3 separate regions of the Homo sapiens genome follow, and regions 2 and 3 are each linked to region 1. The links are chromatin loops, found by intact Hi-C in ENCODE. Cell type or tissue: gastrocnemius medialis. All regions are shown on one strand. Each heading gives the region's core, and the rest is flanking DNA. Links, peaks and the distances in the headings are about the cores only. Region 1 overlaps NRXN3 (neurexin 3). Region 2 overlaps NRXN3 (neurexin 3). Region 3 has its middle 150 kb from the start of NRXN3.

What was found. Hi-C counts contacts between places; a loop is a spot of excess contacts. Peaks named below come from ENCODE experiments on the same cell type or tissue, not always from the same donor. Only the 100,000 strongest peaks of a DNase experiment are listed, where the experiment ranks them.
Region 2: it touches region 1 in a loop (14-fold over the local background); 57 of 110 quality-filtered maps call a loop at or near these places.
Region 3: a loop joins it to region 1, with 9 times the contacts of the local background. A loop is called at or near these places in 42 of 110 quality-filtered maps.

Annotation. Positions count from the first base shown.
Region 1 is chr14:78,561,563-78,572,506 of GRCh38, reverse strand. The region is part of intron 4 of NRXN3 (neurexin 3); the gene reads right to left. Among named protein-coding and RNA genes, the nearest start is that of NRXN3-AS2, 140 kb to the left of the region's middle. In gastrocnemius medialis, for the core only: a CTCF peak has its summit at 5,758 (motif pointing right); a DNase peak (open chromatin) is centred at 5,766; H3K4me3 peaks cover 754 bases; H3K27ac peaks cover 410 bases.
Region 2 is chr14:78,442,592-78,453,535 of GRCh38, reverse strand. The region is part of intron 4 of NRXN3 (neurexin 3); the gene reads right to left. Among named protein-coding and RNA genes, the nearest start is that of NRXN3-AS2, 260 kb to the left of the region's middle. RefSeq lists an enhancer at 4,621-4,810. In gastrocnemius medialis, for the core only: a CTCF peak has its summit at 4,872 (motif pointing left); a DNase peak (open chromatin) is centred at 4,855.
Region 3 is chr14:78,016,872-78,027,815 of GRCh38, reverse strand. No RefSeq gene overlaps it. Among named protein-coding and RNA genes, the nearest start is that of NRXN3, 150 kb to the left of the region's middle. In gastrocnemius medialis, for the core only: no CTCF peak of the experiment used is centred there; a DNase peak (open chromatin) is centred at 5,650.

The DNA of each region.
Region 1 (10,944 bases), core at 3,729-8,728:
GGTTTTAGATCTGGATTTGGAGGACAGCTCATTGTGGGCTCTGGAAACTGAAAACACTAGAACTTCCCTGTGCAAAAAGCCATAGAGGGCCCTGGCATCTCGACACACTGAAGGTGGCCAGGCTCTCAAGGATGGGCTACCCAGTGGCTATGAGGCCAGCTACCTTTCATGTGTGTAGCTTTCTGACACACAGAAGAGCAAGCAAGAGAATGAGAGTGAGAGCAAGGGAGAGAGAGGGGAGACAGAGACAGAGTGAACTTGCAACTGAAAAGACAGAACTAGAGAAGGGATAAGAAAGAAGAGCAGTCAGGCAGCTCAGTATCATGTCAGTAGAAACACCAGATTTGAACTGTAATTACTTTTTTTACCCCAACTCTGTTCATGTTTTACAAACCAGCACTGACACTTGAACAAAGAGCTTTGAAAAAGCAAGCAGGAGCTAGGTATGTAAATAGCCAGTGCTCTGTGTTTACTCACAGCCTTTTCCAAAGAATGGAGAAGACAGAAGTGGCAGCTTCCTAACAAACACACCACAAGGAGTGAGTATATGGTTTTAGCAGTGTATACATTTGCTCAGCATAAGAAGCATTTAGTTGTGAACCCTTGAAATCACAGGGTTCAGGAGGTAAAAACTCAGGGGATTACTTGTAAGTGAGAGGAAAGAAGACAGAAGGTTCACAAAAGGTAGCCAAGAACCTACGGTAGATTCCCTGTTATAACACAGACTCATCACATGGGTCCATTTTGGTCCTTGGGGAATTTCAAGACCAATATGTGCGTGCACTTTGTGTTGCGTGAATGTGTGTGTGTGTAGGTAAAAGCATGTGAGATTTTTCCCTGCATACCTCCACACCTTTTTCAACACCAAAATCAAAATATACTGTATTCTAAATACCCAAGAATGTCTGACACCTAGTAAGGGCTCAATATTTGTTAAGTTGAACAGACTTGAAATGGAGAAGACCATAGCCAAGCTGTATTCAAACACAGTCTTATTCAAAAACCTCTAATCTTGTTTCCCAACCCTGCTTCAGGGCATCCACCTTCCCAACAAAATACATACTCATCCCCAAAGACAAAACTAAAGCTGCGCCCAAAACCATAAATTCATTTTTCTCTTCTGAGTTTGAAGAGAAACTCAGGCTTCCAGTCATTAGATATGGCCAGGTTTACTCTGTGAGTGTTTCTTCCTCTTTCCTCTCATCTCCTTCATCACCTCCTCACTAGTCACCCCACCTTGAGTCACTCATCCTCCAATCCATGCTCCAGAGAGTGGTCAGTTATCTTTAAAATAAGTTGTGATTGTGCCACTTCCCTGCTCTAAAAACCATTATTAGTTCAGCATTATTGATTGGGTGAAATGGGAAGGGATTTGATGAGTGAACCTGAGAACCATATGTGGAAGATGAACAGAGAACAGAAATGCCAGAGGCTGCCAAGACAGTGAGGCCAACATCACAGGATAAGCCCAACTGGGACTGTCTGCTGCTGGGACTGTCCCCACAGGGCCCAGCGGGGCTGCTGTCCCCACCCCTGCCACCATCAGAGAGGATTTCTCCTCCCAGACACTGAGCCTGGCTTCTGTGGCTCACTGAGACTGAGGAAAGTGAGACTAGACTTTGGGGGCCTCAGTCATGGAATGAGGGCCCTGTCTCCCTTTTAGACTCATACGGGTAAACTTCCAAATGCAGAAAGGGGGCTCAACTACTGGGCGGCTTTAAAAAGTCACCAATGCAATCACTTAATCAAATTGTAAATTACGCTTTGTCTGCCTGTCTCTCAGAACATGGTGAGCACAGCAAGGGACATTCACCTCTGTTCCCTCACACTCAACATAGCCCTTGACCAGACTGAGAAGACTGTCTCCTTTTGCCAGGATTCTGTGAGATAGAATACTTCCTGGGGGCTGCTGGAGAACTGCTTGGCCACCCAGAATTGCATAATGGGCTTATTCTTAGGACTTGAACTTAGAACCAGAATTAACCTGCAGAAGTTCCTGTATTTCCCATCTGAGCTTTAAGCTGAACCTGAAAAGCATGACAGCTCAAAAACACTCCAAACAGGTTGGCTTACTCCATCTGGGCTTCTATAACTAAGTACCATAGACTGGGTGGCTTATAAACAATAGAAATTTATTTCTCACAGTACTGCATTCTGGAAGTCTAAGATTATGGTGCCAGCATGGTCAGCTTCTGGTGATAGCCCTCTTCTGTACTGCAGACTTCTTACTTCTCATTGTATCCTGACATGGCAGAAAGAGGGTGAGGGAACTCTCTGGGGTCCTTTTTCTAAGGGCATGGATTTCATTCTAAGGACCTCACCCTTATGATCTAATTACCTCCCAAAGGCTCTATCTCCTAATATCACATTGGCAGTTAGGGCTTCCACATGTGAATTTTGGGGAGACACAAACATTCCATTGCATAGACAGATTGGCACCAAGAAAAAATTATTTCATTTTATACAGCACACATTATCCCCATTTTCAAATGAGGAAATTTTCACATGTGGAAATGGAGAACAGGCCCTTATTCTCCAGGCCAGTGCCACTGCCAGTGTGGCCCCTGGATATCAACATCTCTTGAGCAACTGTTAGAACTGCAGTTTCCGGGTGCAAGCCCGTAGTCGCAGCTACTCAGGAGGCTGAGGCAGGAGGATCGCTTGAGTCTAGGAGTTCTGGACACTTTGGGAGGCCGAGGCGGGTAGATCACTTGAGATCAGGAGTTTGAGACCAGCCTGGCCAGCATGGTCAAACCCCATCTCTACTAAAAATACAAAAATTAGCTGGGTGTGGGGGCGGGTGCCTGTAGTCTCAGCTACTTGAAGGCTGAAGCAGAATTGCTTGAACCCAGAAGGTGGAGGTTGCAGTGAGCTGAGATTGTGCCACTGCACTCCAGCCTGGGTGACAGAGGGAGACTCCATCTCAAAAAAAAATAAAAGGCGGCCGGACGCGGTGGCTCACCCCTGTAATCCCAGCACTTTGGGAGGCCGAGATGGGTGGATCACGAGGTCAGGAGATTGAGACCACCCTTGCTAACATGGTGAAACCCCGTCTCTACTAAAAATACAAAAAATTAGCTGGGCGTGGTAGTGGGCACCTGTAGTCCCAGCTACTCAGAAGGCTGAGGCAGGAGAATGGCGTGAACCCGGGAGGCGGAGCTTGCAGTGAGCCGAGACCACGCTGCTGCACTCCAGCCTGGGTGACAGAATGAGACTCTGTCTCAAAAAATAAAGAAAAGGCCGGGCACAGTGGCTCATGCCTGCAATCCCAGCACTTTGGGAGGCCGAGGCGGGAAGATCACCTGAGATCAGGAGATCGAGACCATCCTGGCTAACACGGTGAAACCCCATCTCTACTAAAAATACAAAAAATTAGCCAGGCGTGGTGGCTGGCGCCTGTAGTCCCAGCTACTCAGGAGGCTGAGGCAGAAGAATGGTGTGAACCTGGGAGGCAGAGCTGGCAGTGAGCCAAGACCGCGCCACTGCACTCCAGCCTGGGTGACAGAATGAGACCCTGTCTCAAAAAAAAAAAAAAAAAAAAAAAACCTGCAAAGTCATATTTCCCACCACAGACCTGCTGAATCAGATTCTCTGGGGAAGAGCACAGCTATCTACCAGTGTTTCTGGTAGAAGCTCTGCCAGTGTTTCTCATGCCCACTAAAGTTTAAGAACCACTACCCTATAGCAGTGTCTCCAGATGTTGTGGTATGTTTTCCCTGGAGGGTGTGACACATTTGCCACATGATGAACTTTAGGAAAAAATATTTAGCTCTTAGATATTCATTTCAATATGCAGTCAGTAAAAAACCTGGCTAACACATTGAACCCAGGATTTCAAAGACATATTGCTTGTAAGATGATGCCAAATCTACTTAAGTCAAACAAGATAATCGGTGTAAAGAAAATCAATACTGTTGTAGGGAGTTATGGTGAAAATAGTGAACCTGATACATAAATTACCAAAGTCTGGGATACCTGGTATACCTCCAGTTCCAGCTATAAACTGGATATCTCAATCTGTTCAGGTGGCTACAACAAAATGCCATAAACTGGGTAGCTTATAAACAACAAAAATTTGTATCTGACAATTCTGGGGGCTTGGAAGTCCAAGATTAAGGTGCTGGAAGATTTGGCATCAGGTGAGGGCTACCTCCTGGTTCATAGATGGTGGCTTCTAGTTCTTCTTCTGTCTTTCCATGGTGGAAGGGGTGAACAAGCTCCCTTGGGCCTATTTTATAAGAGCACTAATCCCAAAGCACTCATGACTTACTAACCTCCCAAAAGGCCCCCCTCCTAATACCATCACATTGGTGATTACGTTTCAACATGTAAATCTGAGGGAGGGACACAGACATTCGGCACTGAAGATCAGAACATGAGCCCCACTTCCAACTGAGCTCCCCTACCAGCATCCACTGCTCTCTCCAAAATCCCCTCTACCCGATACCTCAATTTAACCTCAGAACCTCTGTCCATGGCTTTCAATGCTAAATAAAACTGAGAAGGAGAGGGATGTGTAGTTCTATCTTCTCTGATAGAATAAGATCATGAAAACCCTGAATGAAAGGAATGATGGAGATGGAAACACGATGAAAGTGGAAAAGGGCTCAGGATTGGAAAGCTGCAGGCAACGAAGATGAATTCTGCCATCTTCTCCAGTTATAAGTCCCAGTGTCACTCACCATATTCCTGTGCACTTAGAGGCCAAAGACCTCCACGTTGGCAAGATTAAAATGAGAAGGGGTAGTCAGGGCTGACATCATAATTTTTCTACTACTAATAATAATAATGTTTATTTACTATTATTATTATTCATAATAAAGCCATTTAAACCCCACTCGATAAGAGGTTTAACAAGCCCATTAAGAACAGGAAACCTATTTCCTGCCTGGCGTTGTTTACACATATAACTAGGAGACACTCACTGGCTGGGGGAGCCCCATTAGCTTTAACCAAGAGTCTTGGCAGGAGCTCATGGAAGAAAATAAATCCCTCAAGCAGAATTACATGTGGTCAGTGAGGTCATCGCTCTTGTTTGGCTGGGCTGCACTCTAGGCTGAAGATCCAGAGATGGAGCAGGGCGACCCCACAGCCATGCTGGAGATAGGCACCCTCTTGTCCTTCTCTCATCCAAAGCCAGCTGAGCACAGTTTACTGGCACAGCCAGCTCTGGGGAAAGTTGAGAAGTGGTGAAGCCAGTTTATTATCTACCTTTCTATGTACTCTTGCCCATTAATGGGCAATATTCCCCACTCCCATCTGGCTTTGCATATTTTTCTGCTGCTTCCTGGTTGCTCAGAATCCCCATTCTATGATGGTTCCTTTAGAGCCAAGAGACTTCCAGGCCCATCCTGCAGCCCCTTCAAGACCCAACTTCTTTTGGTCACCTTCCCTTGAGAAAGAATTGTGTCCTGTAACTAAAGCCATCCATCATATTTAAGGGTCATCCATGGTGGAGTCTCCATACATCATGTCTGACCCAGGTAAAGAGGAGCCAGGAGGCTCCTCTCCCAGGGATGTTCCTCTTGAACAGAGAACTCTGAGGATTCAAGCAATCCTTCCCTAATAGATTCCAAAGTCCTGCCCCCACCTGAAACCACTAGGGAAACACTGTGGTGCAAGGGTTTTCTGAATTGTCCTTCCTTCCTCTGGGCCAAATCACACACTAGCCACAGACTGTGGACTTGGTCTGCATTAAGCTGGTCCCTGGTAGAGCTTAGCACTTTCCACACCGAGTAAAGCTTTCTTCCCAGCAGAGGGCAGCAACGGTCAGAGGCTGGAGCCACTGGTGCGCAGCCATCTCAGAGGGACTCGATAAAATGGGAGGAAAGAAACCAGAGGGAGGAGGAAGGAAGGAAGGTGGGGGCTCGGGGCAAGCACGCAGAGCTCGCTGCTCCTTCACCTTCCACCCTGGTAGGGTCTGGCTCTGTGGCCAGGGCTCCCCATAACCTAACGCTTTCTGGTTGGCCTGTCTCACCCAGCACCGCCAGCTTGGAAGGCTTTGGGTTATTAATCTAGCCCACCCAGCCCCAGCACACTTAAACCTCTTAGCTTTCCCTTACTCAGCTGCTGATGCCACATGGAAAACTTGAAGGAAAAGAAAAGGGGGAGAGAAAAAAAAAAAAACCAACATTTTAGTCTGGGGTAGTTCTGCTTCCATAGCAGATATTTTTTTGCATCCACTTCCTTTCAGCAGGAGCGACATTTACATGAAAACAGAGCTGAGGACAGTAGCCTCCCTGGACCTGAAGTCACCATTTGGCCCTTCTGGGCTGCTGCCAATGCCAGCAGCAGTGTGAGATCATCGGGGGCACCTGTTTTTAGAGAGTCTTTTTTTTGGCCGGCGTTGGGGGCGGGGTGGGAGAGCCGGCATGAGCTTAACACAGGCTCTCAGGACAAGTATGATCAGGAAGTTGGGCACAATTGATCAACCAAAAAAGCAACACGGTTTCATTGAGGCAGAGCTGCCAGTGTGGGGAGGAAGCAAAATCATAACGTTCAGAAATGTTAAAGGGATAGAATCTGTGGAAATCTGAAGTGTTCAAAGAATGACCAGGGTCAAATTTTTGCCAATACTTCACCTCCCGTCTTCTCTGACTCAATTGTTGCTGCCAACCTTTCAGATGTGATTGCTAGGCTATAATACTTTTTCCAGCTTTCATCTATCTGAGAACCAGAATTCCAGCCATGATGAATCCCCAATGCCTCTGCCAGTCTTCTGTAATGTACAGAGGCCTCTATCTACACATAGTGCAGGGCTACATGCAGAACAAACCCCCAAGAAATAGTTGTTGCCTGCCTAATTCCTGACATTCATACAGTGTTTTGCAATATTCAAAGTACTTTTACGTTTATTATCACACTGGCACCTCATAGCAACCTTATAAGGTAGACAGCCATTATTAAATCCATTTTACAAATGGGGAAATTGAGGCATAGAGAGATTAACTAGTAAATGGCAGAGACAGAACAAACTCTTGTGGGATTCTATTCCTGTCTGCTTATGGACTTGAACTTGAAAACACAGCCTGCTGTTCTAATCCCCTTCACCCAATGATCAAGACACCTTGATTTTCAAAGCACTGGATGTGCCAAACCCCAGATGCTTTAAAAATTCTCTCACACTGGAAAAGCTCTCTACCTGAACCTTCAGTTTTAGGGTTCAGTGTGGAGAAAGAGCTTCTGAGAAATCCTGGTGGTAGAGCTCTGTTTACAGGGGAAACAGGAAATTGAAAGGCCTTGTTTTAGGTAAGTTTGTGAATTCCAAATTGAATAGATTGGCACCAAAAGGCAGGCTTCTTAGGATCCTTGCTTTCATTTACTCCTTGATCTATCTACTTAATAAATGAATATTAACTGAGCATCTTCAATGTTCAAGGAACTATCTTAGAATCAAAGGGATAGGAAAAACACACAGGGCACAGTTATCCCTATCAGGTGCTTATAATGTAGTTGTATAGACAACATATGGTCATACAAAATAGCATAAGATAGTATATACCAAGTGCCAAATGAGTGCTGCTGCTGCTGAGCACTTTAGAAATTCAGAGAGGGAACGGCACTGAGTGCGCTGAGGAGGTCAGAAAAGGCTCAGTGGAGGACATGGAACATAATCTGATCCCTGAGCAGGAATCAAAAATATGAAGACAAGATCTAGTGGAAGGGTTCTAAATATAGGGGAGAATACTGACTGAGACCCCCACCATATGTCAAGTACTGTGGTAGGCCTGCACAAGGTTTGGGATGATAGGCAAAACCTACCATGGCGGCCGTGAAGACAACAGCCTAGGGAAACAGTAGATAAGGATATAAAGATTAGTAGGAGATGGAGCTGGAAAATGCAGACCAGATCGAAGGACCTTCATTACCAGGCCAAGGACTTGATTCCAAGAAGGAAAGGTACAATACATAAGTTTCTAACCCATATACCTCCTAGAGAGGAGGCCGGGGTGTTCCATCAGGACCTACAATGTCCCATAGGTGAGGAGTAAGCAGTGGTGCCTGGTAAATTTCTAAACAAACAGAGATTCTGGCTTCATGCAAACATTCTCAGGACAAAGGAAGAAACAGGTAATGGGTGAAGTAGGAGCCCAGTCAGAGCCCAGTCCTACCTAGAGATAGTTAAATAGACATTCTGAGGAGCATTTGTGAGCCTCCAGTGAAGAAGATGTGTGAGGTTGCTCTTGACAGAGCCAAACACTATAACCTTCACACTGAGGCGGGAATAGGAGGAGGGGGACAAAAGAGGGCGGAGACAAAAGATGTTCACTTTAAGTCAGCCAGTTATTGGCATCAAAGCCAGAATTCACCTCCTCTCTCCATTATTATTGTGCTTTATTATTATTATAAGGGAGAAATTGCTATTCACTAGGATTTTTTCCCCCTAAGTATTTTAAATGCTGCTGTAACAGTAAATATCACCTCTGGCATATTTGTCCTGGAAGAAAAGAGTATAATTTGGAATACCTAATTGAAATGTGCTACAGGAGATAAGGCAGCTGCAGAGACTGACATTTAAAGGTAGGAGACACCACGGAAGACATGAAATATTACTGTTGCTGCCTCAAAGCCAAAAGCCACTTTCACAGAATGGAAACATCTTCCAGTTCTGCTTCCTCCTTCTGGGTCCCCCATGATCCCATTCCTCAGACTCACTGCTATAGGGTTCCAGTCATCCCTGCTCTTCCTTTAGAACCCCAACCTGCTTGCATTGAGAATGCTGAAGGGCAGGCAAAAGAGAATGATCTCATCCTAGTTCTCTTTTGCTCTTATGTACCCATCTCAAAATCCTAGGTCTTATTTCTTGATAAATCATTTACATGAAGGTGGATGGGCTAGACACAAAAGGAAAGGAAGAGATCTGTCAGTGCATCTCAGTAGGTCTCATTAAAAAGCTGTTTTATGCCACTGTCGCAGAAACATAGTAAAAGACTAGAGGTTACCTGTGCTTAACGCCCAGCAAGCCCTGCCCATTGATAACTGGACACAGTTACTTTCTAGGGGATGGATCTAGGTAAGAGCTAACTCACTGCTTATTCCCTTCACCCATACACCAGAATAAGGACAACTTGCCAACCAACCATCAGACCTACTGCAATTCAGATTAACCACGTTTTTCATCAAACCTATTTCCGTTATCATTTCTCTATCCATCAAGGTAGCTTGTCTCCAAAGATAGCCCCCCAATAAACCATGACTCCTAATATTTCCCTTTGTGTAGTCCCCTAATCGATGAATATTGGAGAGCCCTTTGCCTTGCTTTTGATCAACAAAATATAGCAAAAGTGACAATGAATGACTCCTGAAGCTAGGTCATAAGAAATTTTATTTTTTCTGCCTGGTTTTCTAAGAATAGTTTTTCTTCAGATAGCCCTTCTTGGAACCCAGTTGCCATCCTGTGAGAAGCCTTGGTCACATGGAGAGATCATGCATAGGTTCTCTCTGGCTGAGTTATCTCATCAACTGCCAGCTATTTATGTGAATGAGGTACCTTGGATGTCCCATCTCATCCAGACACCAAATGATTGCAGCCTCAACTGAAGTCACATAAAGTGGAAAAACACTCAACTGATTACAGTTATTTCTTAACTAGAAAAATTACTTAGGATCGTTAAGGCCATATCTTATTTACACTCTTTGTTAGACAAAATGGCTTTCAAGAGTCTTAAGGATTTTCCTCTAGCACAAATTTCTATTATGGTTATCTATCACTTTATATTTTTAAGAAAACTATTCCAAAATATAGTGGCTTAAAACAATGTTATTTCTCATGGTGCTATGAGTTGGCTGGGGTCAATTGAGTGGTTTAATCTTGGAACCTCTCATGTGGTTACAGTCCATTGTAGCCTGGGCAGGATGTGCAAGCTGGTTTCTTCATTCCCATGCCTGGGACCTCCTGGGCCTCTTTCTTGCCTCATGGGTTATCTCTTTCCCCAAGGCCTCTCCACCACACTTGGGCTTCTCACAGTGTGGTCATTTTTTGGTAGTCACATTACTTACATGGCAACTGGCTTCTAAGAGTCAGAAAACAGAAGCTGCCAAGCCAGTTAAGGGCTATTTCCAGAGCTGCCTCACTGCCTCAGCACTTTTTTTTTTTTTTTTTTTTTTTTTGAGATATAAGTCTCACTCTGTCACCAGGCTGGAGTGCAGTGGCGCGATCTTGGGTCACTGAAACCTCCGCCTTCTGGGTTCAAGCGATTCCTCTGCCTCAGCCTCCTGAGTAGCCGGGACTACAGGGGTGTGCCACCACACCTGACTAATTTTTGTATTTTTAGTAAAGACTGGGTTTCATCATGTTGGCCAGGATGTTCTCAATCTCCTGACCTCATGATCCACCCACCTCGGCCTCCCAAAGTGCTGGGATTACAGGCGTGAGACATCGTGCCCCACCTGCCTCAGCGTTAAACCACCATATTTTATTGATCGAAGCCATCATAGGGCCTATCCACATTCAAGAGGGTAGAGAGAGAGTCTACCTCTTAATCTTGATGACAGAATGTCAAGGATACATTGCAGAAGAGTGCATGGGATGGGAAATATTATTGTGACTTTCTTTGAAAAATACAATCCATCACAACGTACTACTGTTTTCCTATTTTAAACTCCTATGCCTCCTTGGAGTAGAGAAACCCACATGAGGCTTATAATGAGTCAAAGGTATAGTATGATTGTCAGAAACGTTAATTGCCAAAATAACAAATCCAAAGCAAGGAAAACCAACAGGTCTTCTGGCCTCTACACTGATGAGACCAGGTATGAAAGAACATTTTCATGACTGAGTGCTGAATTTAAGAGGAGCCGATGACAAATTGGAGTATGTTCCAGGAAGAGTGTTCGAGGTAGAGTAGGACTGAAAATCATATCATTTTGGAAGTATATGCTTTCCTATACTGCCCTGTTTGAAGGAGATGTGTGGGCAAGATTCCCATCTTAGTTCCTCATTTT
Region 2 (10,944 bases), core at 2,084-7,083, 120 kb after region 1:
TATCTTGGTTGAGTGGGATGCTCTCTTATGTTGGATCAGAGCTCCCTGTTCTAACTTAATTCCAAACAGAACTTCTTCCAGCAGCACTTTGCAGAGCAAAATGGCATAAAGTAGACCTGGGCTTTAGCAAAATGGTCAATCGGCATATATCATCCACCCTTTCTCCTCCCAAGGCACCTTGCCTTATTTTCCAGTTCTTAGTTGGCCGCATGGTCCTAGTTGGCTGCTGCATCTGAACAGGGAGGAAGAGAGTTCCATATAAGATGCTATATAATTTTGTTGTCTCTTGGAGATGTTGGAAATTAAATTTCTCTTTAAACACTATCAATGCCCAAAATAATACATCCCTAACAGTGGAACTGTAGCCATTATGACAAGAGAGGTCAAGAGAAATGGGAGGAGGACAAAGGAGAACTCCTGGTGACCACCCTCCTCATCTGGCCCACCCTCTCCCTCTGAAACACATGAGGCATTATTGGACTTGGTCTATTGAAGGCTTGTTCTGGGTCACTTTAGGAAATAAAAACTCTAAAGGGTTTTTATACTTTCTAAAGAAAATGTAACTTTCGCATTCTATCCCAACTCCATCAATGGTTAATTAACATATTTTATGAAGTAGCCACTTATTTTTTTTCTAATGAAAACTCAGAGCTTGACCTATGCTTATCATACAAGTTGACTCTCATCTTGGGATTGCACCTGGCAGCACCACCTCTCTAGAAGGCTAGCTGTAGCCTGGATGTTGGCTCTGATGCCATTGATTAATAAGCCCACTAACTAGTGCTTAAGCTGCAACTGCCAAGCTGGGGTGGGCACCCAAATTGGCACCACTTTATGAAAAAACTTCTTTTTACATGCTTTCAGGAACTAGTTTAATTAAACAAGCTCTCACCTTTTCAATTGTTCTCATCTAGATTTTCAGCCATTCTGAAATGCTGTTACTTATGACTGACAGCTGCCTTGAGAGATAATAATGTGGGAAAAATTAAAGATCCTCCACATATTCCTCATACCAAGAAAAAAGCACTAGGCTGGGAGTCCTAAGGCATGAAATCTTGACCTGGATCTGTCACCATCTGGGTGTCACTGGGAAAATCACTTCCCTTCCCCTCATCCACAATTTTCTCAGATGTTTAATGGTGATAATAATAGCCAGACATTCTTCTAAGCACTTTATGTACATTGAATCACTTAATGCCCCAAACAGCCTTATGAAGTAGTACTATTATATTCCTCCTTTAAATATAAGAAGATCAAGCCACAGAGAATCAGCTTGCCTTAGGGCACACTACTAGTGACTGGTGAGCTGAGACTTGAGCCAAGTAACCTGGCTCCAGCATCTTTGCTCTTGGCCAATATGCTATAATAATGGCATCATAATATCAGTACCACCGGAAGTAGTAAGAATTAACTCAGATTATGCACATAAAAATTTAGCAAAATATTTCATAAATGTCAGCTATATTTATTATATTACAGTGTAGGATTCCAAAAAATGTTAGGTAGGTGGGCGGCTAGATGCCTTCTCCAGAACTGTCTGGAAGTCTTCTCCTGAGGATGTAGTCCATATTTGATAAGATTCTATTATTTTCTAAATTTCATGGGGAAATGTGAAAAGGACAACACTAGGTGAGTTTTGAGAAAAATGTCCACTTGATCTAGCACATAATCCCATTCTAACGCCTGCAAATAAGGCTGGTCTGAAGAATGGCCAGAGTAAATGTAAGACTTTCTAATCTAAAAATAGCTCTGCCATCTAAATGCCATCCTGCATAAAATGCTGCCATCTTTGGGTTAAACATTGTCCTCTACGTGCCTACGCAGGACTCTTAAAATACAAATGCCCACCAGGAGCAGACAGCATTAAGTCCCATCTGCTGCAGTGAGAGTTCGTTTATTACAGTCTTTCTTTGGGGGAATCATGTATGTATGCTATGGCTATCTATACGGGAAGGGAGTATAGAAAGAAGTGAAACACCCCAGACTTTGCATGTTTCACAACTTTGGATTAGGCCATCCTGGTTCCAAGCCCATTGCTTTTGCTTTTAATTTCAATCTGTCATGAAAGGCAAGGCAGGGCACAGAATGGAACTAAATTTACAGAACACATACCAAGTGTCAGACACTGTGCAGTGTGATTTCTCCAGCATTACTTCCTTTAACTCTTGCAACAATACTGAAATGTAGGTACTCTCAACTCCCACACCTTATACCAGTTGTTTGGTTTAGGTTTGTTTGCTTTAATGTATAAAGACACAGGAGGTCATAGATGTAAGCAATTGTCTAAGGTCCCGTATGTTGTAATTGGGCACATGTGGTGCTATAACTCAGAAACGTCCAATTCTTAAGCTTGTTCTTTGTGCCACTCCACACTCTGTGCTTGAGTTACTCAACCTCACATGACTCAAGGACCCTGCAGCAATAAGGGGAAGAGGTGGCCAGAGACAGGCCCTATAAACCAGCTGATAAAAGAAACCACAAGCACAACCCCATCCTTCCCCATCTCTGCCCTCATTCCTTATTCTGATGCAAAGCTCCAAAGGTAGAAGAAGTGGTAGCAAGGTGAGCAAAGGCCCCAAGACCATGCACACATGTATTCACACTCACACACACACACACACACCCCAAACACCGTCATCTAAAGCCCAGACACTGCTTCCAGCTGAGCCCCTGTGTGGCTGAGAGGAAAGTTATTTACAGCAAGGTCTAACCTCTCGCGCCACCATGTAATTCCAGGCAATTGCACTTCCAAATAGATCATTTTGGAGAAAATCAACAGCGGCTTTGCTTTCAATCTACTGGAAAATGAAGTCCTGTGAATGTGTTACATAAGTCCACAGCAGGCAGAGGGAGAAGCTCAGGAGCCCACAGCTCTGACCAGAGAGGGTGAAGTTCTGATGCCCCAGCCTCCCAGAGCTCCTTCCCACCTGCCCCAACCTACCAGGCTGGTGTGTGCTTATGGCTTTGTGGATTCCACCGGGCTCCAGGTAGGGAGGAAGTTATTAAGTAAAGCGTGCGAAAATCATCAGCCAGGGCTTTAGGGGAGGAATGGGAACCAGTGAATGACACAATGACCTGTCCTTGGAGAAGACTGGAGCACAGTTCCTGCCCTACCCAGCCTCCATCCCATTTAACACAATGTGGCAACAGCCACTCCCATGCACACAGCTGCACAAACACATCCCAAACCTGTGGCACAAAACATTTTTTTCCACTTTGTAATGTTTATTTTCCATTATAAAAGTTAAAAATCTCACTGAAGAAAATTTTGAAAACATAGAAACAGAAAAATGAAAACACTTTTCTCAATCTGCTAACAATAACAGTACAAATGACTGGGTAACAGTATTAGAGATATTGCGGTACACCTCTAATACCTATACCCAGTCATTTGCACAGTCATTGCTAGCAGATTGATGGATTTCTTGCCAGTGCTTGTTTTATCCATTTTAAATTTAAAATAATAATTCCTGATGAGCTTTCCATATGCCTCAGGCATTCACCTTTGGGACCCTCTGTCAAATGCTGATTGACGTGTGCTTAAGAGTTTGAAGACATAGGAAATGAGTTGGGTAGACAGATAGCCAATGGTCTGTTAGAGAATGGAGAAGGATTCCTTAGTGGGATACAAAGAACACTGAATTGAGAATCGAGAGATATTAATTCCAGCCCCATTTATACCATCATTGACTTTAGGACGTTGGATAAGTCATATCTTCCTTTTGAGCCTTATTTGCATCATCCATAGTGAGAAGAAGAGTAAAGTACATTAGCAACAAGATGAACAGGTTCTTGAACATCTTATACTTTCTGAGAAAATCACTTACTCTTCCTGTGTGTGTCTTCATCTGTACAATGGAGATATTAATGCTCATGCCCCAAAACTTCTCATAGCTGCTGTGAGGGTCAAATTAAATGGTGCGTGATATAAACGTGAACGCTCTAATAAAAAATAGAGAAAAATATCTGTGGCACATTTTAGAGATATTGTGTGAAAATGTAAGATAATAAATGTGATAACAGGCTGGGTGCGGTGGCTCATGCCTGTAATCCCAGCACTTTGGGAGGCCAAGGCAGGTGGATCACTTGGGGCCAGGAGTTCAAGACCAGCCTGGCCAACATGGTGAAACCCCATCTCTACTAAAAATACAAAAAATTAGCTAGGCCTGGTGGCTTGTGACTGTGGTCCCAGGTACTCAGGAGGCTGAGACATGAGAATTACTTGAGCCTGAAAGGCGGAGGTTACGGTGAGCCAAGATCGCGCCACGATATTCCTACCTAGGTGACAGAGTGAGACACCATCTCAAAAATAAATAAATAAATGTGATAACACCATAAAGAGAATGAAACACCATATAGGAGTGAGATGAGGAAGACACAGAGAGAGGTGCTGTTCCTGAAGTTCAGACAAGAAATCAGAAGTCATAGGAGGCTGCGGAGGGAATGAGGAATAAAGGAGTGTACTAAAAAGTAATTTGTTTTCTTCTTTACCTGGTTTATCCAAAAAGGCACCGAGTGCTCACTCTCTCCGCGCCCAGGGTGGGGAGATTCCACTGCAGAGAGCATGATTTGAGTTGGTTCTGAACTTACGCAGGAACTGAGAGACTGCTGAGACACTTCTGTCCCATCTCAGCGGGAACCTTCCCAAATGTGGAAGCCCAATGGAAGGCACTCTTCAGGCTGAAGACTGGGGTCAGTTTCATCTTTATACATCATAAAGAAGCTGAGTGGAATGCAGGCAGGGGAGGGGATAAGAGGGGAGAAGCTCTGAACCACACAAAATGCGGAGGAGAGCTACCCATCAGAATGCCCACACCAACTTTGGGGATCCCCAGGAGCAAAGCTGCCAGACCATGAAATTAGTGATAATGCGCCACCTTCTGGCAGACCTGAATATTGCACAACATCCGGTGTCCGTGAATTGCAACCCTTGTCCCAGTTCAGAGATCTAAGGGATCTTTCCAAGTCAATACACTGGTTTCACAGCACCTCCAAGACCAGGACTAGCCTAGGAAAAACTGCTACAGTGAAAAAAACGTGTTTTAGCAGCTCCTGCTTCTTTATTCAACTTGTTCTTTCCAGATTTTCCACCTTCATTTGGCTACCCAAACCCAATGTTCTTAATGCATATGCAAGTACCCATGACCTATTGAGTCACCTCCTCCAGCAACGCTTGTATTTTTACAAAAGCCTAAGGCCATGAGTGCTGTGTAATATTCATCCTGCATTCCAATTAAAACAGGTATTGGGCAATTGCTCTGTGCTACACACTGTGCTAGATAAGTAGCCGTCTTTCAGGGTCTTATAATCTATTTAGGAAAGTAAAAAAAATGACTAAACTAGATGCCACCGTGCAAGGAGATCATAAGTTGAACAGTAAAGATGATAGACTATCTAGGAGTTCTAGAAAGGAAAAAATTATTATGGTTGGGGAGGTCAAAGAAGGTAGTATTTGACCTGTGCTTTAAAGGAGTGAGATTTTTAAAAGAAGAGATGAAGAAGATACACCCAGTAAAAAGAATAGAACACACAAAGGCACAGGATGGGGAAAAGGCAAAACCTGCTCATGCAATACTTTGAACAGAGCATGTCAGGGAATAACAATGACAACTACTGGTACATTTTTATAAGGCCCATTTTTACAACTGTATCTTTTCAATCATCCCATATGGAGATATTATGACTACTGAGCCCATTTCACAGATGAAGAAAGGTAGGCTATAAGAGCCTCACTTGCTTTATGAAGTTTCTATAACTAGGAAAAGAAGAACTTAAACCCACAGACTCCATTTTCAAATCTCAGGCCATAGCAAGCATGATTAACTCAAAAAGGGAGATTGCAACTATTCTGTGAAGGACAAGGAATACCAAGCTAAAAAAGGAAATCAAGCTAATGTTGAGATTTCAGGACTGTGACAGTAAAGTGGGTCTCCCCTTTGGGGCTTGGAGTGGTGATGAGATTTTATGAGTTTTTCTCTCCTTCCAGACAAGGGCTGGCCCCTCACTGGTCATTATCTTTCCTCTTAGAAACACACCCCAGGTTCTACAGCCATACAGCCACTTGCAAACAACATATTAAAAAAGTTATTTCTTTCTTCCTCCAGTGCATTTATCTGTTTGTTTGATTTCCTGCATGCTGCATTATATGTTATTAGGCCTTAGGGTGCCTCCGTAAATTAAAACGATACAGTCAAAATGTATGATTAAAAGAATGAGAGGCAATTGCAGCATAATCATACTATGCATTCATATCCCACTTTAGCATCTGTTATCTCATTTACTCACACAGAAATCAGCAGCACTCTGAAATATGAATGACAGAATGCAGCAACTCGATTTTACCAATGGGAACACTGCAACAGACAGGTTAGGTGGTTTGCCTGAGGCAACACAGCAAGTGATTGAAACTGTACTAGACCTCCTAACTCCCAAACCAGCCTTCTTTTCACAGCAGTCTCATCTCGCAGGCTATGGAGATGAGAGTGACCATGTAGTACCATCTGCTTTTGAGTCCCAGAGTTCTGTGTTTAGCACCATGGACAGAAACACTCAGGCCCAACACCATTCTTTAAATGGCGAGTAAAGCTCAGAGGCTGGATTCTGGAATGAGGGACCATGTCATGCATCCTGAGAACTAGAAGTTGATGGCAATAAAAATCACTTAGACACCTAGAAGTGATGGCAATAAAAATCACTTAGAAACAAATCAGAGACTGGAACAGACACCTTCCCCTCCCCTTCTGAGCCCCAACTTAGGTTGAGGCAAATGCGATCTTTAACCAGGGCAGCTACTCATTCTTCACCTGTTAAAGTCTGAGATGATTTAATGATCAGCAATATTTATCCTGCTCTACAAATGATGGACTATCTCCAACTAACCAAGTTTGTTTTCTCCTTTTACATTGCAGAATATCATGAAGACCCTTAAACTATCAAATGTGAACACAGTAGCAACAACATCAATTAATGTCTACTAAGTTCTTACTTTGTGCCAGGTCCTGGCCTAGACACTTAAATGTTATGTCATCAACTTTAACTATAATAGCAAGTATGAAGTATACCTTACATAGAGAGGCCATGAGGAAAGCATCCGGGAAATGATGATGTTATAATGGAAAAAAAAAAAAGCCTAGAGCATAATGTTAAGCACATAGTGGGTGTCCAGTGGACAGTTTCATAAGCACGCCCCCATCTTGCATGTGTATCTTTGGTCTTTTTTATCATCCTTCCCCAGGCCCCACTCAACTCATTGACCTGGTACCAAGATAAAAATAAAATTTGGGGAAAAAAGAGAGGGAATAGGCTAAATTGTGGGAGTAGCCCAAAAATCTAAAGCGAACAAAACTTGCGCTGAGTTAAAAAATGACAGTTCCTCCAGTGACTGTCCCAGTAGTTTATAGAAGTGGGGAAGACTGTGGACATGATGGCTGATTAATGGTTATGGGCAAGGTCAGGTGCACGCACTGTCAAGCTTGCTGTGCCTTGCCATAGGCCAGCAATGGGCATGGGGTCTATGCCGAAGCTGTGAGCCAATGAATAGCTAGGCTTGCCTGCCACTCACACTTTGCCGGGAAGCTTTACCCCCACTCTCCCACAAGCAGGAAAGGGACTAAGAGCGAGCAGGCTTTCTGAACAGAACCTCAAGAACAGCTTCCAATGTTCATCTATCTCTGCAAGCACTGACTCACTTTCACCTGCCCATCCTAATATGATATTTAGTATCTATTATTCCATTGAGAAGAGACCAAACTACAAAAATGACACATAAAAGACATCTCTAGAGAAACTGGAATCCAAAAGCATTTGGATGCATTCATTTTTTCAACTATCACAGTGAACAATAGTTGGTCTTTCCCATCATGGAGCTCACAGTCTGTTGAGGGACTTGCTGCCCAAAGACACTAGAACTTGGTAAATGCTTTAAGATAATAAAGCTGTGCTCAAGGCACTGTAGAACAGAGAACATGGGGAGGGGCCTAATGCAACCACAATGCCCACACTCATTTCTCCACCCAGTGCACATACAGAGACAGCCACCAAAGCTCCTTCTGCACCCTGCTGAAATGCTGCTTGTTCTATCTGATAAGGCTCTCTGCCTCCCCGTCACTTTTCAGGCCCTCTGGCTGCACTAACATTCAAAAAACAGCACACGCTTATATCTGAATGGAACCCTAGATATCATCTGGTTGGACCTTTTTATTTTACAACCTGAGTTCCGGAGAGATAATGACTCCTATGCTGCAGAGCTAGTAGATCAAGAACTAGGACCCAGGTTTTCCAATAACCAAACAGGAAGACGTGCTATGCTGCAAGCATCTCCCTAGCTCATCTGTGGCTCCTCAGCCTCCTCAGCTTCCCTCCTGTCTCCTTTGCAACCACATTTCCCCACAAGTCCCTCCACTGCTCAGCAAAGCCTAACAGGATGACTCCAAGTTTTAGTTAATTGGTTCGCAAAACACAGCCCTGGAGTTTAATTTAAGAACAGATATAATTTCTTCTATTTTTACTCCAACTATACTCACTTAAACTTACAACCTGCCTTGTATTAAATATCTTGGGTGGCCTTACTCCCTTACTCAAACACTCCTTTTTTTTTTTTTTTTTTTTTTTTTTTTTGAGACAGAGTTTTGCCCTTATTGCCCAGGCTGGAGTGCAGTGGTGCGATCTCGGCTCACTGCAACCTCTGCCTCCCGGGTTCACGTGGTTCTTCTGCCTCAGCCTCCCGAGTAGCTGGGATTACAGGTATCCACCATGAGGCCCGGCTCATTTTGTATTTTTAGTAGAGACGCAGTTTCACTATGTTGGCCAAGCTGGTCTCAAACTCCTGACCTCAGATCATCCACCCGCCTCAGCCTCCCAAAGTGCTGGGATTACAGGCATGAGCCACTGCGCCTGGCCAAACACTCCTTCAAATGATAATGGACATCAGATCCATAAACAACATGACCTATGGGAAACACCTTGGGTCCTGCATTACATTACCAGTCAGGTTCCATCTTAACTCCACTCCTGAGAGCTGAATGACTGGGAGGAAACAAGCAACAAGGGGCTGTAGATTCTGTTCTTTGACAACTAGGGGTGATAATGAGATGCTCCTCTTGATTCATCCTTACACATGGACCCTCCTTGAGCTGTATTTTCCCCAGGACTCCGAGGAAAGCCGCATGATGGAGCAGAAAAACACAGGAGCTGGGCACCCTGGGGCCAGGAACCCTGGGAAGGAGGGCAGCCTCTCTGCTAAGTAACCTACAGCAACTGAAATCCTCTAAGCCTGTTTCCTCATCTGTAAAATGGGGATAATATCACTATTCATGTCATCATGTTCTTGTGAGAATAAAATATTTGAGGGAAGGACATGGCTTATATTAGGAGGTCAATAAATGTTGGTTTATTTCCCTTCCCACTAAAGTGGGAAAATGAGTGCCTTTACTTCTATTTAAGCCCTAACTCTGATTTGATGTGAAATCTTAATATTTCAGTTCCTCTCTTCAAGCCCTTGGCTTCCCCTTTGCAAAAAGGGCATCATTACTAGAGGACAATGTGACAAAACTATTAGGTTGGTGAAAAAGTCATTGCTGTTTTTGCCTTTAAAAGTAATGACAAAAAAACACAATTACTTTTGCACCAACCTAATGCTACTAACTGTTCCCTGATGACAGTGTGGTTACAATAGAAGCATAATTTTAACAGTAGAATGAATCATGTATGGGTATGAGGGAGAAAATAAACAATGACTAAGCTCCTACTATGTACCCAGCTTTTTAAGCACATTATTTCATATAAACTTTGTAACACTTCTGAGAGGAGGGTATTTATTATTTACCCATTTTACAGTGTGGATTGTCAAGGTTAAATAACTCAAACCAATATGGATATTAAGTAGCAGAGTTGAATATGAACCTATGTCTGTTAGAGTCCAAAGCTCACTTTCTATTTATGTGATCTTCTTACTCTCCTGGAGAGAGGTGCTCCATTTGAGGAGTAGAGTCACTCACTGTAACTCTTAAGGAGAGAAGGTACAAATATAAACTATACTAGATATATTGATTCTCCCCTGGACCCTCCTGGCCTGGCAATTTTCCTTTCACTGGGATTTTAGATGATCAGGTGGCAGATTTATGCCAGTGAGCACCAGAGGGGGATAACAGCTGGCAGAGCGCACAGTGCATGTGTGTACATGCCCACATGCAAGCACAGAGGTTCCCCAGTGCCTACCCAAACAATAACAGAGGATCAACATACAGAGACAACTTGTAAAACAAAGACCCCTGAATAAGCAGGGCTTTCTCTCAGCCTCTCCACTACTACCAAACCCTGCTGAGTTTGAGCACACCTTGAGGAAAAGAAGGAAACCAGGTATCCCTAGCTCAGGCAAAGGATATTCCCATTTTGAAAAGAATTTTAAAAACAGATTTGACCTACTGGGTCTCATAATCAAAGAATATTATGTGCACAGTTAAAGGAAATAGATTTGGAACCAAAAGATGGTTTAGCGTTGGCCCAACCACATCTGCTGTATGGTCATACACAAGCCCCTTCCCACCTCTGTCCATTTCCTCAAATGTAAAATGAGGATCTCAACAACCACCTCTCAGGTTTACCATAAATACAAAACGCAATGAGGTAAGTCAGAGTAATCTGTAAGTTGTAAAGGCTATACAAATGTCAATTGCTCTTATTGGTATTATAAATATATTATTTATTCAGTATTGATGTTCTCACATGACAAGGCCCTGTCCTTATGTTGTTTAACAATAAAAGCAAAACAAATGTGGCCTTTCACCCAGCTGCCTAGACAACCCAAGGCCTGGTGTGGGAGTAACAGGACTTGGATTGTATGAAATAAAACAGAAGGACCCAAGCTGATAATAAAATCTGGAAGGAAGGGTACAGGTTCCTCATGCTGGTATTTTGTTTTCTTCCTGCCTCTCCCTGTCTTCCCTT
Region 3 (10,944 bases), core at 2,997-7,996, 540 kb after region 1:
AGGGGGATTTCCACCACCCCATGCTGTTTCTTGGATGCCAAGGGGATGCCGGGGATTTTCCCAAAGCCCCTGGCTCTTCTTGGGTCCCTCTGGAAAGAGAGGAATGTGACTGCTGGCCTCGTCCTGCCAGAAGCCCTTGGTGAATCCAGGAGTCTTGCTCTTCTGTCCTCTGAATGAGCTCGATAGGTGGTGTGCGAAGAGCGTGTTTTCCAAAAATGGCTGCGACTGTATTTCCCACATTCTCTATTTAGAACCTGGCCACCACCACCACTACCACCCACAAAGAGGTAGACTCCATTTCTTGAGACTGGCAAGGACTTTGTGACTGCCACAAAGAATAAAATATGGCAGAAGTGATACTCCTGTTATATAGTTTCCAGATATTATTTGGATTAACTTGGCAGAATTTCCTATTAATTCACCAGGAAAGGTCAGAGTTCAGGACCATTTGGAGGTGGAAGTGGGAATGGGAGTGGGTGTCAAGAACATCCTACAAATCAACTCTTCCAGATGACAATTTCCCACCTGGGATTCAGCCAGTGTTTACTGAGTGCCTACCATGAGTCAGACGCAGAACAGAGTCCCCGCCCTAAAGGAGCACAGTATAATTGGGGAGGCAGGCACATCCACACTCAGAAGTAATTATAATGCAATAAGTTAAGTTGCCGTTAAAAATAAAAGTTTTGGGGTACTTTGGGAACAGTCAGGAGTATCAATCTCAAATGTTTAGTCTGGGATGGTTCCTATCCATTCAGAGGTGTAAATGTCATCTCATGGTTTTTAGCCCTTGGAATCTAAATCCCTAGTCCAATCCCTAGAACTAAAGGCTTGTGGTACACCCTTGCTTAGAAACAGTCCAGGCTTAATAAATATCTTTTTACATTTTATATAACCCTGTGGAAGACAGGGTTAGCTGTCCCCAAAAATCTACTGTCCCATTCTCCAGAATAACAGGAACCCTGTGTTTTTTGGCTGGGTTTCATGGCCACCTGGAATAGGGATTACATTTCTCAGCCTCCCCTCCTTGAAGCTATATGTGGCCATATGACCAAGTTCTGGCCAATGAGATGTATAGTAGGTGATAAATAAAACTTTTGAGTTGTGTCCTTAAAGGGAGGGAACATGCCCTTCTTGACACCATTTCCTCCTCCTTCCTGCCTGAAATAAGGACATGGTATTGAGGTATTCTGTATGATGCAGATGAAAGAAATGCCTTAGAAATGGCCAAACATGGGTTTCTTGTACCTTAGAGCTCTGTTCCAGCTCTGGTCTGCCTAGCAGCAGACTATTGCTATTCCATGAGAGAGAAATAAGCCCTTGTCCTATTTAAGACACTATTATTTGAGGGGTTATATTAGTCTGGGTTCTTCAGAGAAACAGAACCAACAGGGGATAGGTATGTATATTGTCTTACTTGGTTACGAAGGCTGAGAAGTCCCAAGATCTGTATCGGCAAGCTGGAGACCCAGGAGAGCTGATAAGGTAGTTCTAGCACAAATCCAAAGGCCCAGGAACGAGGAGAGCCAACAGTGGAAGTTTTAGTCCAAGCCCAAAGGCCTGAGAACTAGCAGAGATAATTGTGTAAGTTCCAATCTAAATCTGAGCCCAAGTCCAAATGCAGGAGAAAACCCATGCCCCAGCTCCAAGACAGAGAGCAGATCCTCTCTTCCTCAGCCTTTCATTCTGTTCATCCCTTCAATGGATTGGAGGATGCCTACCCACATTGGAGAGGGCCATCTGCTTTATTCAGTTTACCAATTCAGAGGTTCATCTCCTCCAGAAACGCCTTCACAGAGGGACTCATCCAGAATAATGTCTAACCAAACATCTGAATATTCCATGGCCCAGTCAAGCTGACACATAAGATTTATCATCACAGGGGTCTGTGTTACTAAATCAACTCCTAACAAAAATTGTCCATTAACTTAAACCATTAGCTATTTATTCCTGTGTGCATGCCTACCCCCTCCTCCCCCAACACACACACACACACACACACACACACACACACACACACACACACGCACTCACTGTGCCCTAGCTCCCAGTAGACACTCGAGAATGAACTGAAGAATTTGTTGTTTGATGAGATCAATGGCACAGTCACTAGCATCAATGCTTCCTGCTCTCTGGGGTACCAGCTCCCAAGTGTGCAAGATTAATCTTTCCCACAGGGTTCTGATGCCCCTGAGGGTACCTGCTGGCAGTATGTCATGTGATATGCAAAGTACCTCTTTCCTAGAGACCATTTTGCTCCAAAATGTGATGAAAATAGTTTTGAATTCTTCATCTCTTAAAAGGGTTTTTTTTCTTTAATATGCACAAGACAAAAGCCACAGAATTCTACTTTCTAGTGTCAGCCAATCTTGTACTTTCCATGAACACCAGGAAAGCAGGAAGCATTTATGTGTAAGGAATGATTGAAAGCATTGTTCTTTTTATGTTATCAGTGAAGCCTCAGCAGTATCCCGGTGAACTGGGTCTATTGCTTTAGGGAGAGGAGATTAAGCCAGCCTTAGCCTAAGCATGCTCTGTTGATGGATGTTACATGGGAAAAGAAAGGAAAGGTTTCGTGGTCAAATGAGTTTGGGAAAAGCCTAATTAGAAACTATAAACAAGTTTCTTTGCTGTGGGATTTCTCAGAGCTTTCAATGTGGTGATGTGCATTATGAATCTCAAACAGAAGACCTAGTTTGCAGAGCTGCCCATAGAACAGCTTCTCGTGCACAATTTCATAGTGAAGCATTTCCAAGGAACTCCCTTGTGAATTATGTGATGTGACTGTTCTCACTGTCAGTCATGTCTGTAGAGGGGCAGGAACATATTTTCAGTCTATTAAATTCTAAGAAGTAAATTGCCTGCCCACTCCTGGTATTTTGCCCTTCCCCTTTCTTACTCTCCCCTTCCCATCATGGTGGTTAGTTTTATGTATCAACTTACACAGGTAGGAGTACTCGGTTATCCAATCAAACACTAATCTAAATATTGCTGTGAAGGTATTTTGTAGATATATAATAGTTAACACCTCTGATCAGGCTAAATATCGCTGTGAAGGTATTTTGTAGATATATAATAGTTAACACCTCTGATCAGGCAACTTTAAGTAAAGAAGATTGGCCTTGATTACATGGGTGAGCTTCATCTAATCTGTTGAAAGTCCTGACAGCAAAACTGAAGTGTCCTCAAGGAAGAAGAAATTCCACCTATAGCCTGCAGCACAGCTTCCACCTGAGAGTCTTCCAGCCTGCCCACCTGCCCTACATGATTTGGGATTGTTCAGTCAGAACCTATTAATACAATTATGTAAGCCAATTCCTTGGAAACAGAAAGATATAGAGAAATCAACATGGATATTCGTGTGTGTATGAGCATGTGCGCAAACGCGGAGGCAGGCAGCAGCAGGGAGCAGGGGTGTCACGAGGTTCGTGTATCCTCCTTCCTCTGTTTCTCTAGTAGAACCCTGACTGACCCACCATTGAAACAGATCAGAGGCCAGGCACAGTGGCTCATGCCTGTAATCCCAGCACTTTGGGAGGCCAAGGCAGGCAGATCACCTGAGGTCAGGAGTTCAAGACCAGCCTGGCCAACGTGGTGAAACCCTGTCTCTACTAAAAGTACAAAAATTAGCCGGGTGCGGTGTTGCATGCCTGTAATCCCAGCTACTTGGGAGCCTGAGGCAAGAGAATCACTTGAACCCAGGAGGCGGACATTGCCATGAGCCAAGATTGTGCCACTGTACTCCAGCCCAGGTGACAGAGTGAGACCCTGTCTCAAAAAAAAAAAAAAACAGATCAGCAGGCAGCCTCCTGCTTCCTGCTCAGAACATGGAAAAGTGAGGGACATGGGCCTAACTGGAGAGGCAGTATAGCACAGTGATTAGGACGAGCGACTTGGCAACAGATGGCCTGGGTTTTCATCTCCTCTGCCACTTCTTGTGTGACCTTAGGCAATTTCCTTTTATCTCTCTTTGCTTTAGTTTCCACATCTGTAAAATGAAGCTATTAATAGTACCTACTTCATTATGAGGTTTAATGTTAATCCACAAAGCGCACTTAGGAAAGCACCTAGCACATAGTAAGCTTAATAAAATGTTAGCTATAACTGTTATTTCTTGAAGAGAGTAATCTAGAAGCACCTCTACCCACCCACCCCCACTGCTACCCAGGGCAGGGGAGGCCTCTCTTTCCAGGAGCTGGAGGCAAGGAAACTTTCCCTCTTAAAAAATCTTCTGAGAAAATAGGATTGCGGTGCAGAAGACAGGGGTCTTCTCCCTGGATTACCGAGGGCACCTATGCCCCACCCCTAGGGTTCAGCATGGGCCAGGACACATCCTCTCTCTTCAAGTCTGGTTGATATCAAGTAACATCATTTAACTAGAACTTGATCACTTACAAAAGATCTCCTCCATATGGTCCATTTGGCCCACATCACAGTGGTGTGAAGTGTAATTATTCCCATTTTTCATATGGGGACACTGAGGATCAGAACAGTCACGTGACTTTTCCAACTTCACAGAGCTTGATGCAGATGAGATGAAAAGCAAACCCAATGTTCTTCCCCCAGATCAATGGCCCTCTCATGTGTATGTCTCATTTGGTCTCCCGTGTCTCTTTCTGTCTTTCTCTATGTCTCTCTCTGTCCCTTTTTCTTTTTGATGACTATTTGGCTGTCTTTTTCTCCCACATTTTCTTCTCTAATTTTCATTTCTCTTCCCCCTTTCTTCCTCCTTTTCTTTTCTGAGAGACAGAGTCTCACTCTATCACTGAGGCTGGAGTGCAATGGCACAATCTCAGCTCATTGCAACCTCAGCCTCCTGGGTTCCAGCGATTCTCCCACCTCAGCCCCCGAGTAGCTGGGATTACAGGTTTGTACCACCATGTCCAGCTAATTTTTATATTTTTTGTAGAGATGAGAATCTCGCCATGTTGCCCAGGCTGGTCTCGAACTCGTGAGCTCAAGTGATCTACCTGCCCTGGCCTCCCAAAGTGTTAGGAATACAAGCATGAGCCACTGCACCCAGCCGTTTTTCTTTCTCTTTTCCCTTTCTCTTTCTTCTTAGTTCAGACCTTGGATTCCCCACAATCCATCTAAAACAAAAGGGGCTTAGGGTAATTAGCAGCCCAAGGCGATTCCAACTCCCATTGCCATTGGCGGGGATTGAGCTGTGTGTGTGGAAATACAGGACAACTTTGTTACTCCAGGAATAAGGGCAGAAGAGCTGCTCCTAATAGGGAGAGAGAGAAGCAAGCACTGCCAAAAGCAGCCCCCTCAGCCATCCTGTCCTCTTTTTTCATTTCCATTCTACCCTCATTATAATCCTGTTACGATTATTCTCCTGGAACCCACGGCTTATCCTAAGGGGAGAGAAACTCAAAGAAATAGAGGTGGTAGCGGCACCTCTAAAGGGAAGAGAGAAGCAAGCCTAACCCTGGGCAGAGAAGTGGCTCTGACAGCTGAAGAAGTGAATTCCCATGCAATTTCCCTCATTACGGGAATTGTGTAACTGTTCAGAAGAAAGAAACACAGTTCACTGCATCTGAGAGCCTCTGAAATGGCTGCCCAAGCTACAGGAAGCGCATCATTTTCCCTCCCCACAGTAATGAAGAGCCACAACCAACTGGGCAGAGAAAGGGCGCCACCTCCTGGCAAGACACGAGTTTAGGACCAACAGTTCATGACCCAAGTCACACCTACTACAGGGCAATTTTGCACAACCTTCACTGCCCTATGCTACTGTCACCCATGGCCCCTTTTAGGCCTTGGAAATTAGCAGACTCAGTTGAGCCATGACAAGATGACCCTGCCTCCACTCGACAATTAAATTCAACAAGATCACTATCCTTGTCGGCACAGCCATGTTTAGTTGGGCAACTGTCTTAACATTGTATTGAATTTGCTGTATTTTTTTTAATAACTGGGAAAAGAAAGAGGAAAGTGAGAAGGTAAAAAGTCTTACAAATTTAGGACAACGGAATCAAAGGTGAATATCATCAGGCTTGTCCAAAGTGTTGAATCATTAGTCTTGACTGGCCACCCAGCTCCTCCAGCCAGCCAGCCAGTCTGTGTTCAACTGTAAAGGCAAAAAGAGAAATTAAAGACATTCTAGGGTGCTAGAAATAGAGCAATAGATGTGGTATCTGAAAGGCAAGATGTAACTAGGGCTTATATAATTTGATGAATACCCTTGATAACATGTAAGTGTATTGTTTGGCTTTCAGACATTCTTTTTGTGTGTGTGTGAAATGGAGTCTCACTCTGTTGCCCAGGCTGGAGTGCAGTGGCATGATCCCGGCTCACTGCAACCTCCACCTACCAGGTTCAAGTGATTCTCCTGCCTCAACCTCCCCAGTAGCTGGGACTACAGGCACCCACCACCATGCCCCGCTAATTTTTGTATTTTTAGTAGAGACAGATTTCAGTATGTTGGCCAAACTGGTCTCCCACTCCTGACCTCAGGTGATCCGCCCACCTCAGCCTCCCAAAGTGCTGGGATTAAAGGCGTGAGCCACCATGCCTGGCCAGCTTTCAGATATTCTGCTTCTATATGTTTTATCTGAAAGTATATTATGACCAAAGCAAAGGTAGCAGTATCTTCCCGGCTTCGAGGTACAGGCCAAGCAGTAAGTGATTAGACTCCGTTTCCCCAGAAATGACACCCTCTGACACCATCAGAAAGGAGCTGGGGACAACATGGTGTGAGAAGACCACATGGGACCAAAGACCTGAATTCAAATCCTAACTCTCCTATTTTAAAGCTCTGACTTTCAGAAAGTGAGAATAAATCTCTCTGGTCTCAGTTTTTTAATCTGTAAAATGGGAATGATAACAATAGCTGCCAAACCTATCTTCCAGAGTTGTATAAGGCTCAAATGAGATCAGGTCAAGGAAATGGGGAAGGAGCCTAATGGCCGAATGTGTCCATGCTGGCAGTGGGCTAAGCATTTTATGTGCACCATCTCCTTTAATCCCATAAGGACTATATTATTACCTGCACCCCACAAATGAGAACATTTGCAGAAGTAAATTTTCCAAAGATCCCACAAGTCATTAGTAGGTAGAATTTAAATTTAAGAGCACCTGACTTTTTATACAATATTTAATAAAATACCATAAAAATGTAAGGGGAGTTTTTATCTAGGAAATTTATATGTGAAATTTCTGGGCCCTTCTTCCCACTTCCCTTGCTCTTTGCCCTAGACCTCAGATTCTCTCTCCGACAAAAGCCCCCAATTCTGGGTCCTGGAAAGTTCCAGTATGAGTTGTCTAGATGTCTCTGTAACCTGAAGTGAAGGGGCCTTCTCATGGGACTGCCTGTCTTCCTAATTTCTCTCTAGAGGCCAAGTGAATCACTTTCCCTTCTAAGGGAATTCCCAACACCAAGGAGCTGAAGAAGCCTGTGGTTTCTGGGAGCAGAGATGTTCTCATAGTTGCCAAAGCCACATCACCTACAGGCTCCATTTAGGATGGACCTTACTGTTCCTATTATGGACCACTATAACCATTCTTCTTACAATGCCCCTGAATGCCCATCCGAGATGGACTCCCAGGATGGATAGACCAGTTGTCAGTCCCAGTGTAGAATTCTATTATGTTCTATTATGCATTCCCATCTGATATGGTTTGACTGTGTCCCCACCAAAATCTCATCTTGAATTCTCATGTGTTGTGGGAGGAACCCCGTGGGAGGTAATTGAATCATGGGGGCAAGTCTTTTCCATGCTGTTCTCATGATAGTGAATAAGTCTCACGAGATCTGATAGTTTGGAAAAAAGGAGTTTCCCTGCACAAGCTCTCCCTTTCTTTGCCTGCTGCCATCCAGGTAAGACATGACTTGCTCCTCCTTGCCTTCTGCCATGATTGTGAGGTTTCCAGCCACATGGAACTATAAGTCCAATTAAATCTCTTTCTTTTGTAAATTTCCCATTTTCGGGTGTGTCTTTATCAGCAGCGTGAAAATGGACTAATACTTCACCAATCTCTCAGAGCCCCTGAATTCCATGCCAGGAAAACAACTGCCTTCTCCATCTCCACCTGCTAGTCCCAAGGTATCTCAAACTCAAACCCTCTAAACAACCAAAGTGTCTCAGTCAATAGCATGACCTTTCACACAGGCACCAAAGCAAATTCCACAGTGTCTGACACATAGTAGGGATTCAATAAACACTTGTTAAGTTCATTCATTGAACAAAAACATTGATTGAAGGTCATCAGTGTGTCAGACATTCTTCTTGGAGCTGGGGATACTGTGGTAAACAAGTTAGATGAAGGATGAGAAGGAGACGAGAGATAAGTATGTAATATAACTTTGTGTAGTTTAAGTACAAAAAGAAAGTTACGCAGAATAAGGAGGTAGAGGGAGATGAGTGTGAAGTGGAGGGAGGGGTCTGTTTTAGATAGAGCAGTCAAGATAGGACCCTCTGAGGAGTGACGTTTGAGCAGAGACCAAGTTGGAGGAGGATATGAGATATTCAGATATTCAGAAGGAAAATATTCCAGGGGATGGCAAGTATGAAGGCCCTGAGACAGGACCAACTTGGAAGTTTGAGTACAAACAAGAAGGCCAAGATAGCCAGAGCAGAATGCACCAGGAGACAGACAGTAGGAGATGAGGTTGGAAAGATAGGCCAAGTAGGGTCCTGCGGGGCCCAAAGACCTGGGAAAGGACTAAGACTGGAAGTCTTTGAAGGCTTTGATCAGGGAGTGAAATGATCTGACTTACATTTTAGAAGATAATTATATCTTGTGACTAATGTATATTCTTATATAACACATATTTTCATGACTTGCATATATTCATATATTATAGATATTAATATATGTATAACTTACATATATTCCACTGTACATATCAAATATTACTTAATTTGGAATTTAAAATCTAAGTTTTAGCTCAAAATATTCAGAATGGAATACTAATTAGCCATGAGGCACACTTCTATTGTCAGTCTTCATATGACAGGGAAAATAATTTAAATATAAGTAGGCGCTAACTAGCTATAGTATATTCTGAATAAAGAATAGGGTCTGGATCTAGAATAATAGTCTGAAAACAGTTATGGTTCCTTGCAAGCCCATAAAAGGCCAATAATTTATTTCATAATCTTTGAATTCATTTCTTTTTTGCAAGATTGTTGACGAGTTCAAAAGAAAATATTACAATGTATTTTAAATGCCTTGAGAAATACTTTTTATGCTATTTTTTGAGCTGTGGTAAAAATATACATAACAAAATCTGCTATTTTAACTATTTTTAAGTGTGCAGTTCAATGGCATTAAGCCGTTTCACAGTGTTGTGCAACCACCACCATCACCCACCTGCAGACCTTTTTTTTTTGTCATGCAAAACTGAAACTCTGTAACCTATTAAACAATAACTCCTCATTCTCATTTCACCCCCAATCCTCTTTTAACTTTCCATCTCTGTGATTTTTACTAGTCTAGGCATCTCAAATAAGTGAAATCATAGAGTATTTGTCCTTTTGTGACCAGCTTATTTCACAATGTTTTCAAGGTTCATCCATGTTTAGCATGTGACAGAATGTCCTTCCTTTTTCAAGGCTGAATAATATCCCACTGGATGTATAGACCACACTTTGTTTATCCATTCACCTCTCACCGAACACCTGGGTTGCCTCCACCTCTTGACTATTATGAATGATGTTGCTATGAATGTGAGTGTACAATTATCTGTTCATATCCCTGCTCTCAATTATTTGGGGTATATCCTCAGAAATTGAATTGCTGAATCTATCTTTTAATTTATTTGAGGAATGATCAGACTGATTTCCACAGTGGCTATTTTACATTCTCATCAGCAGTTCACAAGGGTTCCAATTTCTCCACATCCTCAACAATACTTGTTATTTTCCGTTGTTGTTGGTTTTTTATCGTAGCCATCCTAATGAGCGTGAGATGGTATCTCACTCTGGTTTTGATTGTATTTCCCTAGTGATTAGTGACGCTGGACAGCTTTTTATGTGCTTGTTGACTGTTTGTATATCTTCTTTGGAAAAATGTCTATTCAAGTCCTTTGCCCATTTTTTAATCAGGTTGGTTTTTTGTTTTTGAGTTGTATGAGTTATTTATATGTTCTGGATATTAACTCCTTATCAGATATATGGTTTGCAAATATTTTTTCCCATTCCATGGGTTGCGTTTTCACCCTGTTGACAGTTTATTTTGATGACTAACAGTTTTAGGCCAGGTGCCATGGCTCACACTTATAATCCCAGCACTTTGGGAGGCTGAGGCAGGAGGATCACCTGAGGTTAGGAGTTCGAGACCAGCCTGGCCAACATGGTGAAACCCTGTCTCTACTAAAAATAAAAAAATTAGCCAGGTGTGGTGCCACGCACCTGTAGTCCCAGCTAACTTGGGAGGCTGAGGCAGGAGACTCGCTTGAACCTGGGAGGTGGAGGTTGCAGTGAGCCAAGATCATGCCACTACACTCCAGCTTGGGCAACAGAGCAAGACTCCGTCTCAAACAAACAAACAAAACACAGTTTTAATTTTTGTATAATTTACCTATTTTTTATTTTGTTGTCTAAGCTTTTTGTTTCCCACCTAAGGAATGTTTTTTAAATTATTCTGACTGCCATTTTGAAAATTGACTATACTGGATCAAGAATGAAAACAGAGAGGAAGTATCTATAATGACAGAGGAAAGTTTATAGGATTATGGACTAAAGTGGTCTATAGTAGGGATGGAGAAAAGTAGATAGATTTTGGGATACGTTTTGAAGATAAAATAGATACAACCTGATTAGTTGGATGAGAGATACAAAGAAAAAAAAGAATAAAGAATGACTCCTACTGTTTTGGCCCGAGCTGCTAGAGGACTGGTGGTACCATCATGAGATGGCAACAATTAGGGAAAGAGCTGATTTATAGAAGATTTTATCATGTTTTGTGGAAGCTATCATATATCCAAATAGAGTTGTCTGA